Regions from separate parts of the Mus musculus genome. Here all the other regions are linked to region 2. Evidence: chromatin loops called from intact Hi-C (ENCODE). Cell type or tissue: gastrocnemius. All regions are shown on one strand.

Region 1 (4,000 bases), 56 kb before region 2:
ATGAAAATGAGGGCCATATACCAGTCATCTTAGGGCAGGACGTGCCTAGGAACATTGGAGTCACACCAATCCTGGGCTGCTTATTTCATAAAAGTGGTACTCCAGTATCTTTTTAATGCTGTTGTTTATTGGAATTTTCTGTAGTGAATATTTTCCTATATTCCAGATTGCTTTTGTTGTTCACTAATTCATTTAAATATATTCAAGGGAACATGCACAGAAAGAAGAGAAAGACATAATTATTTTCCTTAGGAAATAGTTTATTTTAAGACAGGCAAGATGGCTCCGAGTAACAATGCTTGCCTCTGGCAACCTGAGTTCAATCTTTGGAATCCACACAAAGGTGGATGTAGAGAACCAACTCTACAAGGTGACATTGTCCTCTGCCCTCCACTCTTGTACTAAGTATAAGCGTTCCCACCTCTCTGGTCCCACCAACACATAATATACCTGACACCCACATAGTATACATGCCTGCAAAACACCCTTACACATAAAATAATAGTAATAATAATAATAAATGTTTAAAAAATAGCTTAACTCAAAGTACTATAAAACAACCATATATCATTGTGAACATATACACACAAAAGTCTAATCTTGCCTACATTTCCAAAAATTTTAAATCACTAAGCACCTGTCATCCTCCCTCAAACTCAAACTCCATTGGTTGGCTTAAAAAAAAAATCTGGCTAAGGGAAAAGATTTTTCACATGATATACCTATTCCTGTCCCAACTCTATTGTTCATAAGACACTTGTTTCCTATGTCAGCATTTCAAAGTTTGGTTTTTCTTTTTCATTTTGTTTCGTTTTCCTTCCTAAATTATCCTTCCATTCTTTCCACCTAAGCAGTTCTTGTAGTAATATTTAGGTGAAATAATAACAGCACAAATGTTATAAAATATTCATTTAAACTTGTATGCAAAACACTGTATTGAAGTGTTGGAGCCGAAAGTACAAGATCCTTGTTCTTACATGATTAGGCTAGTAGTGTTCAGGAAGTCACATGAGTAAACACACAACTACAAAAAGTAGTAAGTGCCTCGAAGGCAAAAGCAGGATTGGGCAGAAAAAGTAAGGAGCTAACTAAAGGGTGTCACTATCCAATGTTCAAAAAGCACTGACCTAAAACCTAGACCTGTTAAAAAGCTAGCATGGTTAAAGGAGAGAAATGACTCCAGATAGAGACACTTCACAGTATCTGGACAGGAACGTAGAGGAGCCCTTGCTCAAGGACAAGGTAGGGTTTTGAGAATGGACAGAATTGGGAGTCCTGCTTGGGGAAATAAAGAGAGACAAACTGCCTCATAATCCATGTTAAGGTGTTTGGGCTTTGTTCTGAAAATAAAAGATTTTTAAATAGTTCCACAGTCAGAATTGAGATTAACGCGTGAGCGAACGAACACACACACACACACAACCCTAAGACATTTATGAAAAAGTTCCTAGAACAGTCTTTAAAACAGTAAATATTATCTCTTTACCAAACTTTAATATTATAAAATCTTGTTATTATTCACGTTAGTGGCAAAACTTTACTATATTGTCTCGAGTATGGCTTCATATCCAGCTAGCTTAAGCAACTTCCCCTGAGTTTGAAAATTCATTACTAGACGAGTCAGGGTTGAAAGCTTAAGTGTTTATGATTCTGAGAGCTCCTTCCCACACCTGCTCAATCAATATTAGGAATTCCAACTTCACACAGCAGCTATGAGGTCAAAAAAAGCATCCAAACACAGAAATACAGACAAGCACTAGTTTGTATCATCTCTGACAGTCAGGAATCAACGGTGTTCCTTTTTTTTTTTTTTTTTTTAACACGCCATACTAACACCAATTCACTCTTTAGGGAGGAAATGCAGTGAAGATCGTCCGTTCTAAGTGCACAAACCCACAATCTCACTCCCGCCCGTGGGCGTGCTTGAGATCAACCCTCCCACTCGGCCGGAGTAGCCGTCCAGCTTGCTCGCGGGCTCTCCGCTGCTACCTTTCCTCTTCTTGGCAAGGGTTGCCTCCACCGGTAAAGGCCCGACCCAGCGCTCTTCATTCTCATCATCATTTTCTTCGCTCCCCGCCACTGCCAGGGCCGGTTCTCGCTCGCTCAGTTCCGTTTTTTCTGATCCCTCTGGGTCTCGGCGCCTTCTCCTCCTCAGCTGCGAATCGCTCCCACTCTCGGTCGCCATGTCGTCCGAGGCGTTAGAAGAGACGCGACGACCGAGTGAACTAGGTTTCCCCGAGCCGCGGCGCAGCTTTTGTCCGTCAGCTGCCGGAAGCGCTTTTTGATTGGCTGCGGTGGGCGCAGCTGGTCCAATCAGCGAGCAGCGCGCGTAAACAGCGCGGCTTGGCTGTGTTGACGAGAGCGCTGAGGAGGCCGGAGGACTGAAGTGAGTTGAAACCGGCTCTGACTGGCAAAGGCCCCAGTTTTCTGTCAAGGAGGATGGCAGCTCGCGGGTTTGGGGGACCCAGGTACCCCCTAGATCGGACGCTTACGCCTTACGAACTGGAGGTCTCGCGCTTCTCGGCCTCTCGGGCCAATGCTGTTCTAGAACCTACCTGTTTTTTCCCGAAAAAGCCGAGGGGCGGGGTTGGAAGGAACTTTTTGTTAAAAAGAATGAAGTAGATTTCTATCAGCTAAACTATATATTGAAATTACTGTAATTTATAAGGTGGCCTCCCATTTAGAATATTCTTTTTGACTTGGAATGTGTATGTATGTGACGCGAGAAATTCACGAAGGGCCTGCGTGTTACGTTCCCGCGTCTCCACCTGCCTGCTCTATGTTTGACGATTAGCATATAGTCTATGAGCCTTTGCTATTTCTGGATCTTTATATTTCTGTATAGGTCTAGAATTTCCTCATCAAGTGCGACAGAGTTTTTGTCGCCTTTAAGATGTTAATTAAGATAAAAGAGGACAATTTGGGGGGAGTTGACATCTTCGCGTTATTGACACCTTTAACCTAGGAGCATGCTACCGTGTTCTGTCTATTCCAACAACAAAGCTGCATCCTGTACCACTTCTCCGTTGGTAATTTACAGGTTAAGCAATTTAAGACTTAAAAATTCCTTATGAGTAAAAAAATACATTGGGGCGGTGTTTATTCTGATTTACATCTGATGTTGTAAACTACAGGTCCTCTCTACATCCTTAAAATTACCTAACTGTACCTCATGATACACTATCATCTTTACAACAGCCATCTAGTAACCTTGCCCTGGATGACTATATTCATTAATATGCTATCTTTTGTTGTTTTAATTGGGCCACTAGTTAGTAATTTAAAGTGGGCTACTATCCAAAGTTGCTTTATATTCTTTGAGTTTTCTTAAAGACAAAAACAAAAAACAAAAAAAACCAACATTCTGTAACCTTTCCCCCTCTCCTCTTAAAATTTTGTTTGTAAACCTTATAGCCTTTATGTGATAAGCTATTTCTCTGAACCCTGACCCCTTCTGAGATAGGATTTTTCTTTTATGTCCTGACTGTCCTTGAAAGGACAGAGATTCGAATGCCTCTGCTTCTGCTTCCCAAGTGCTGGGATTAAAGGCAGGGGTCACACCACCTGGCTGTATCTGCTCTTAAAATTCAAATTCCTTGATACTTCCTCACAGTGGATCACCTTAGGTTCCATTTCACTTAGTTGGAAGAAGTAATTCAAACACACCTTCCACAAGCTCTTACCAATACATCTCCTCACCTACCTGAATTTTGCACTCTTGTTTTTCTACTGACTCTCCTGTTACAATGGAACTTTTTAAAATTTAAATCCATTCTTCATTAGGTGGACACTTAGTTGATTACATATCTGGGCTATTGTGAATGGTGCTATAGTAAACAAGATTGTAAACATCTTTTTAACATGCTAGTTTCCTTTGGATATATATCTAATAGTGGAATTACTGGATCCTGTGGTAGTTCTGTTTCTAATTTTTGCTAACATCCATACTCTTTTTTTTTTTTTAATAATGGCTATATGAAAATATTCCCTCCAACAGGTG
Region 2 (4,000 bases):
TTAAGATGGATGTATGTAGTCGTCCATATCTCTAACCAGCATATTTAAGGCAAGATGGGAGGAAGAGATAGGAGAATCCCTGGAAGCTTGCTTGCTAGCCTGGTGAATACAGTAGAGAAAAGATACTGCCTCAAGGAAGGTGGAAGGAAAGTTACAGTACCAGAGGTTGTCCTCTAGCCTCTACATGTGTAATATAGCATGCCTATGTCTACTCACACACACATTTTAAAAACAGAAAGTATAGAGTTGGTTTTTAATTTTAATTAATTTATTTTTAGGCAGGGTCTCTAGCCTAGGCTTGCCACAGACTCACTGTATTACCCAGGCTGACTTTGCACTCCTGATCTTCCTGCCTCTGCTTTCCAAGTGCTGCTATTATAGACATGTACCACCACACCTGCTTCATGTATGTTGGGGATTTATCCATGTCACCAACTATATCATGTTCTCCAGCTTTTATTTTATTTTTTGAGACAGTGTTGCTCTATGTTGTCCAGGCATTCTTCCAATTTATGGCAATATTTCTGCTCTATTCTCCTGACTACTAGGTTTGTAGGTATGAATCAACAAGCTGGATTTCAAATTGAATTTTAAAATATTGAATTTTGCTTTAATGTCTCAGAGGAAGAATTAATAATATGTTATCTTGATAATCCCCCTCTTCAATTTTACAAGCATAGCATCAGAGTTTTTATTTTTTATTTTTTTATTTTTTTTCGAGACAGGGTTTCTCTGTGTAGCCGAACTCAGAAATCTGCCTGCCTCTGTCTCCCGAGTGCTGGGATTAAAGGAGTGCGCCATCACGCCCGCTTGTATCAGAGTTTTTAATCACATTTGCTGAATATACCTACAGTTTAATTTTATGAAATACCTTATCCTTTAGCCTAAAATTTTAATTTTAACTTATATATATTAAGAAATTTAAAGTATCTCTCAGACTTTTGTCTCTTTACTCCTTTTTAAAAAATACATATATACATATACTTATACTTATACTTATATCCCCCCCCCCTCTTTTAGTGATAGGATCAAACTTACATGCTAGATAAGTGCTCCACCTCTGAGCCATTTGCCAGCCCCCTTATGTAATTTCTATTATTCTCCCATTGGTTTCCTGAATGTGTTTTGTTCACTTAAGTTTATTATATTTTTAAAGACCACTTGAAAAGTTTTATTTTTTGAGAGTGTAGCTAGAGGATCTTTTAATGAAATGAAGAAAGAAAGAAAAGGCTGGAAGGAAAACTTTTGAAAGAAATACTGGTTATTATAATATTTTTTTGAAGAATTTCTACTGTAACTGAAATTCATTCAAAATTGATTTTCCCCTTTCTTTTAGTGTTCAGGATTCAATCCACTGCTTCATACATGTTGGTTTAGTGTCCTACTAATGAGTCACATCTCCAGCCCTCATTCATTGCGATTAAAACAGTAGGAAGTAGTTGTTGTAAAATATTTACATGCTAACAGAAGTGCGGAATATTAATACTGCAGTAGCAAGGGGCTGGGGAGCTGGCTCGTAGCTAAGTGCACATCCTTCTCTTGCAGAGAAGCTGAGTTTGGACCCCAGCACTCATCTGAGAAGCTCACAGCCACCTGCATCTGCAGTTCCAGGGCGTCCCAACAGGTTGGCCTCTTTGAGGACTTGCACTCAAGTATATATATCCATGTGCAGACACGTGATTAAAAGTAAATCTTTTTTAAAAGATGACAAGACATTAGAACAGGAACGAGAAATGAGGTAGGACCTACACATTAAAGAGATTTCGGGGCATGAGGGTTGAAGAAACTGTGGCCAAAATATGCAAAGTTTCAGTTAGAATTAATAAGTTCAAGAGACCTGGTTATAATAATAATAATGTATTATATACTTGAAAATTCCTAAGTGAATAGTTTGTAGTGTTTTAGCAATAAAGAAACTTAAGTATGTACATTAATACATAAATATCTTGATTTGCCTTTTAAATTTTGTTATTTTTGCTGTCCTGAGGAACAAATCCAGAGCTTTATATATTAGGCAAACATTCTATCACAGAACCAAACCTTAACCTTAAGTGGCTCTTTTTAGCCATTCCACCATGTATATATGGCTGTCGGTTTACATACTATAAATATGTATCATTTATTACTTAAAAATATAAATAATAAAAAGGGAAACATTTACATCATAAAATGCTTTTGGATAGAACATAGCACCGAGGACTTGACTTTTTTTTGTATAACTACTGTTACTTTCAGCATTTGGTAGAGGCAAGGAAAATTAGAAAAGTTTCATTACTCTGTTTAGACACAGGATGGCACTCTTTGAATAAGTAATTAGCCAAAGTCTACTTCTCCCTGAAAAAACCGTGCTTTAGGATGCAGCTACTTCCTAGGGCCAATTAACAGAGAAAAAAGCTTTTCTCCTAGGTCATCTAGGTGCTTGGTGGCGACCCCTTTACTTAGCTTTTCTGTGCTGGCTATATCCTTCTTCAGCCAGTGTTTGTAACATTAAAGAAAGTTGAGTCTCATCTACTTAATGGATGATTTTATGCAAAGACAGCTAGGTAGCTCTGTGCCACATTTATTTTTTTGGTGTTTACTAGTGTGTTATGAGGTCTAGCAATCTCTATTACACACACACACACCTCAATGAATCTTTATTTAAAACTGTCAGTACCAACCACAGAACACATTTCCACTTTTGCTATGCACTGAGCCAGATAGTGAAGATCAAGGTCAAGATGAGAGCTACTAGCCCCTGGACCAATGTTATGGCCTTCCAACCCTTTAAGAATCATTGAAGTAATTGTATCCTTCCAGGTTCCCACCTATGCCTTTTTAAGCCATTCAAGGTTTTCCAGAACGGAAGGGAAAAAATATCAAATGGACAACAACGTTAACAGAAGTTAGAAATTTAAGAACTGGTATTTAGAACGTGCCTCCTCCTTATTTACATCCCTCAGGTCCAATTTCATTTTCTGGTTCTGACCATAGGAAATTGACTGGGTGTTAATTAAAGACTGGAATTTCAAGGCTCAATTTCCCCTCCCCCAACCTTGGCAACCCTTAAACAATTCCCAACCCCGCACTCCACAATACAGACAGATAAATGATGCGGCAGATTACACAGCTGAAAGGCAATATTTGTCCTGAGCTATTTTCGATTTTCTTCCTGTTTCCGATACTTTCGCCAGACATTGTTTGCTTGCTTAGGACTTGGAAAGTGCAGTGGGCATATTTTTTCTCTATGGTTTAATGCCAGGGGCTTTTTCCTGGTAAATGAAAGTGAAAGTGCTATGTCGGGGTGGTATTTTATCTTTAAAGGCTGAACTGGCAGCTGATGTGGAGGGGGAGGTGGGATTGGAAAGCAAGAAGAACCGGTTCTAAATGTTTTGTTTGTTTATCTTGAGATCTCAGCAGGGCTCCCGTGTTGTCGCTGCGGCCCCCACCCCCAACCTTTTTAGGGGGCTGACTTAGGCTTTATTTTCTTTTGAGCAATCATTGAAGTTTCTTTCAATCTACTACAAACAAGCAAAAACAAACAAACAAACAAACAAACAAAAACAACTAAAACACCCCCCCCCCCCGCCCCCTCACTTGTGGCTTTCCCTGGTGCAGTTTAAAACACCATCTAGTCTCTCATCTGGAAATAATGCAATACTCCCCACCCCCTTTTCCTTTTATAGGTCCACATAACCTGAAGTCGATAATCACATGGAAAATGTGCAGGTCTCAATTTCGTTTCCTTTTTATTCTTTTGGTGGTATTTTCACTTGTTGAAGTATATATTCAACACACAGGCGTTTTGTTCATGTCTTTAAGTCTTGAAATTTTGCTCTACTGATCTGACTCCTTACATGACAAAATTTATGAATAACTTTTAAATATTTACTGCAGAAATTAAAATAAAACAAACAAACAAAAGTCAGAGAATGACACCAAAAATTCTAACAGTGACATTAGTCTACCCACCCCATCCCCCACCCCCTACCCCGTGCCTTTCCTTTTTCCAAGAAACTGT
Region 3 (4,000 bases), 500 kb after region 2:
ATAGACTGCAACTCTCATGGGTAATATGAATAAACATACTCTAAAGACATGCAAATGCCTCTTGTCTGTTTTGACAGGACACTCTTCCCACAATGTGCATTTCACAGCTTCCTGTCTGTCATATGGAAAGTAATGGTAAAGACAGTAGAGTTGTCACATTTCTGCAGCATTTGCTTGGGTTCGGTATAAGGCGTAGAGTGTGGTTTGAAGGTGACCCCTTGCATGGACTAACCAGTTCTCAGTGAACTGACCTGGCACTTTTTAAAGTAGTATATTATTTCAAACAGCTCAAGGAACAGTTTTATTGGGAATATCCAAAATTCTTGCAATAAAGACCCAAACAGAATAAAAGGAAACTTGCCAGAAATATTAAAGTATGATATGGTTTACATTACAACCAATACTATGCCAGAATTTTCACCATAACAGATAAAGACAGTAAAACAACCCATCTAGTCAGCTTGGGGAGACCAGCAGCATTAATCTGAAGAGCTGAGCTTGATGCACAAGTGCTAGTGTTTAAATAGTGGCTCCAGAAGATGCCTCATCTTACTAGAATGAAGATGACATGTATAAAACCATAGTATTTGTCACTATGTAGCCCAGGCTACCTCAAACTCATAAGTTTCCAACCTCGCCCTCTTGAATGCAGGGCTGCAGGCATGGACCACACCTCTGGCCCTCTTTTGCTTTTCCTAAGTTGATATTTGATTTTTTTGTGTAAAATACACATCACTTACTGCCTATGACACTTCGCACACATGTGAATGCGTCATATTTACTTTCTACAATTCTTAATCTTTCACAATTTGTGTTTGCTAAGAACAGAATATTTGAAGCTGGACAGTCAGTTCTTAAGTGTGAGAAGTCCAAGGTGAAGCAGCATGTAGCTGGTGAGGGCCTTTCGTGTGTGTCAGGTGACTGACAGAAGACGCAAGAGCTTCTTGCTTGATGTATGTGCATGAGTGTGTGAGGGAGGACCAGGCAGGCAAACTCTTTTATCCGTATCCACTGCCAAGATACCTAACCCACCCTTGAGTAATCGCACCAAGGTCCTCAAGCCCTAACAATCACTCCTTTAAGAACCCATCTCTCAATACTGCTGCACTTTGGCGATGCATCCAAACAACACCAATTAGACATCTGCAGATAGAAAGCACTTCTCCTGTATCTTTATGTTTCATAATAGCTCTTACATAGTGGCTAGAGGTAAGAGGAACAAATATTTGAAATTAAAGTTAAGAATAGAATGGCTACTTATGAAATACACATAAAAACCCAGCATCGAGTTCAAGTAAAAGCATGCAGATAGTATTAAAAGCAGGACTGAGTTAGACCTTATTATCTTCTGTCCAACTAAAATGTTTGCTGGAAACACATTTAGACCTCTATTACTTCAGACCAAAGAAATAATTGCAAGTCTTATATGTAGACTAATTATTGAGAATTTAAGCTATGCATTTGTCTCTTTCCCTCTTTTTACTGCCTGCTTCAGTCCACAGCACCGGTGTAAAGGAGGCAGCACCTCCGACTGCTCAGCTCCATCTCGGCCTCTAAGGTCTTGATGACATGGGGGAGACATTTGGAGGCCACACTTTGGGGGCCAAACTGCACATGTGAGTTGAGCTTTTAAATTTTTAAATTTTACTATGCTTTAAAAATTATACTGTCAGCTGGGCGGTGGTGACGCAAGCCTTTAATCCCAGCACTCGGGAAGCAGAGGCAGGTGGATTTCTGAGTTCGAGGCAAGCCCGGTCTACAAAGTGAGCTCCAGGACAGCCAGGGCTACACAGAGAAACCCTGTCTCAAAACAAAACAAAACAAAACAAAACAAAAACAAAAACAAAAACAAAAACAAATTATACTGTCATTTTAAAAATGTGTTATCTTTATTTTTTTTGAAATGTAATTACCAGGCTACTTTTTAAAAAATTGCTAATAAAACAAAATTTATGTACCATGTAAAACTTACACTTCCTACGTGTGATTATCAATCAAAAGTAGAACATATATGATAAGACTCACACAATCTGTAAGTCTGAGACTTAGAATGTTTTTGTGAGAGGTCTAGAATTCCTACAGGGGAAATAATTCAAATTTCTATGAGACATCCTAGTCAAACATTATAAACTCAACCAAGGAATATGAAAGGGACTGAATTTAGTGACAGCTTATTTTCTATCCAACCTTCAGGAGTTATGAAGGTATCACTTTTGACTTTATGTTAATATGTTTATATTTTCCATAATTTAAAGTTTAATTCCTCAACTTTAATATTTGTGTCTTACTACTTGGTACTATTACTGCATAGCAGAAATTACACAATAAAAGGCAGTAATTTCCTAGTGACTGCAACCATCATAACAAATGATATTTGACTAGTCTACTTGTTCCATCTGACATTAGTGTTTATTTTGAATCAGTACACAGATGCTAGAAATAGGAAGCATGACTAAATTGTAGCCTCTGAGTGCCACCTACAGGTGAACACAACTCATTACATTAAGCTTTAGGCTAAATTTCCAGAGATAATCCACAGCCGTGGGTTGACAGGAGAGGAAATAGACATTTTAAACTTTTATCCAGCCGTGGGTACACATGAGAAGAAATGAGAGTTTATGCTTTCTATGAGCCTATAAAATTCTGGTTAGCTTATTTAGTCATAGACCCTCTTCTGAGAGAGGAGTGAAGGATATGGACAATAAACCTTTGAGTGAATACAGAAGTGGTTAGAAATAAATGTTTGCTTCATATTTTCTAAGAATATTTACCAATTACTTTACTTAAAAGACAAAAATCAATTAATATCCACAATGTTTATATTCACTCGAAACTTAAAAATAAACATATCTATTTAAAATGTACTTATTTAAAAGGACCTCTAAAATACAGAAGTCAGAAGACAACTTACGGGCATCAGTTTTTTCCTTCTACCATGTGACATCCTTACTAAAATCTATAACCACTTTTAGAGAATTAATTGTCCTAAATTCACTTTCCTTAGCAGGCTTACAAGTACTTTTAAAAAAGGGGTTTTCCCCTAATACTGCGAATGTACAAAGTACTCATAAACATAATAGTTTAGAATTTAATGTATGTTACAATGTGTCAAAAGTAAACTTGTAACGCACTAAGTTTCCAGTGACAGAAGGGACGTGCTCTGGATTCACACTTCACCCTTATGGAAGGCTCCCTTTAGGAGTGACAGAACCTGTTAAGGCAGCCACCACCTCCCATGCTCAGACAATGACAAATGTCCATCAGTCTTCTCTCTCCTCACCAAGTGTGAGTGGCCTTCCACTGTGCGATGCTGCATGTCCACACCCCAGTATGATGTTGTGTGCTGACTAAGCTTTTGGGGAGGTAACGTAGACTCTATGATGAAATCAGTACAAACCAAATTGGTTAGCACTCTGCTCTTTGACTATAGCTTCTACAAACCATGACCAATAGGAATTGCTTTTTTTTTTAAGATTTATTTATTTTATTTATATGAGTACATTGTAGCTGTCTTCAGACACACCAGAAGAGAGCATCAGATCCTATTACAGATGGTTGTGAGCCACCAGGTAGTTGCTAGGAATTGAACTCAGGACCTTTGGGAGAGTAGTCAGTGCTCTTAACCGCTTAGTCATCTCTCCAGCCTAGGAATTGCTTTCTTAATTAGAACTTTCATCAGTTTTTTTTTTTTAAGCTGCCACAGATTACCACCTATCAATCAGTCTCCTTATTAACTATAATCAATTCATTCCTCACCTACTAACATCTCAGTGCTCCCAGCATCCTTATGGTCAAGGTCATATGCCTACACTATCCACTCATGTCACGTCTGCACAGCATGACCACACACAAATGACAATTTTTGAAAGACAACCCTTTATGGTAAGGATGAACACAATATTGAAAAATGCAATGTTTTTTCATATGAAGCAAACCATTTTTAGTCACTTATGAGAAGTGCATTAAAACTATGCCTTAATTAGTTCTTATAGAAAATTCA

What was found. Hi-C counts contacts between places; a loop is a spot of excess contacts. Peaks named below come from ENCODE experiments on the same cell type or tissue, not always from the same donor. Only the 100,000 strongest peaks of a DNase experiment are listed, where the experiment ranks them.
Region 1: a loop joins it to region 2, with 2.8 times the contacts of the local background. A loop is called at or near these places in 3 of 42 quality-filtered maps.
Region 3: it touches region 2 in a loop (7-fold over the local background); 35 of 42 quality-filtered maps call a loop at or near these places.

The regions. Positions count from the first base shown.
Region 1 is chr13:104,226,617-104,230,616 of GRCm38, forward strand. It overlaps Ppwd1 (peptidylprolyl isomerase domain and WD repeat containing 1), which reads right to left and starts at 2,228. Exons shown (of 11, transcript NM_172807.4): 1 at 1,990-2,228. The coding sequence starts at 2,185. Cenpk (centromere protein K) reads left to right here and starts at 2,350. Exons shown (of 10, transcript NM_001377093.1): 1 at 2,350-2,386. In gastrocnemius, no CTCF peak of the experiment used is centred here; a DNase peak (open chromatin) is centred at 2,275; H3K4me3 peaks cover 2,236 bases; H3K27ac peaks cover 1,217 bases.
Region 2 is chr13:104,282,803-104,286,802 of GRCm38, forward strand. It overlaps a transcript of Adamts6 not described here. Among named protein-coding and RNA genes, the nearest start is that of Adamts6, 3.0 kb to the right of the region's middle. In gastrocnemius, a CTCF peak has its summit at 2,289 (motif pointing right); DNase peaks (open chromatin) are centred at 2,501, 3,048 and 3,394; H3K4me3 peaks cover 1,711 bases; H3K27ac peaks cover 1,713 bases.
Region 3 is chr13:104,787,404-104,791,403 of GRCm38, forward strand. All of the region lies in intron 10 of Cwc27 (CWC27 spliceosome-associated protein), which reads right to left. Among named protein-coding and RNA genes, the nearest start is that of Cwc27, 28 kb to the right of the region's middle. In gastrocnemius, a CTCF peak has its summit at 2,489 (motif pointing left); a DNase peak (open chromatin) is centred at 2,477.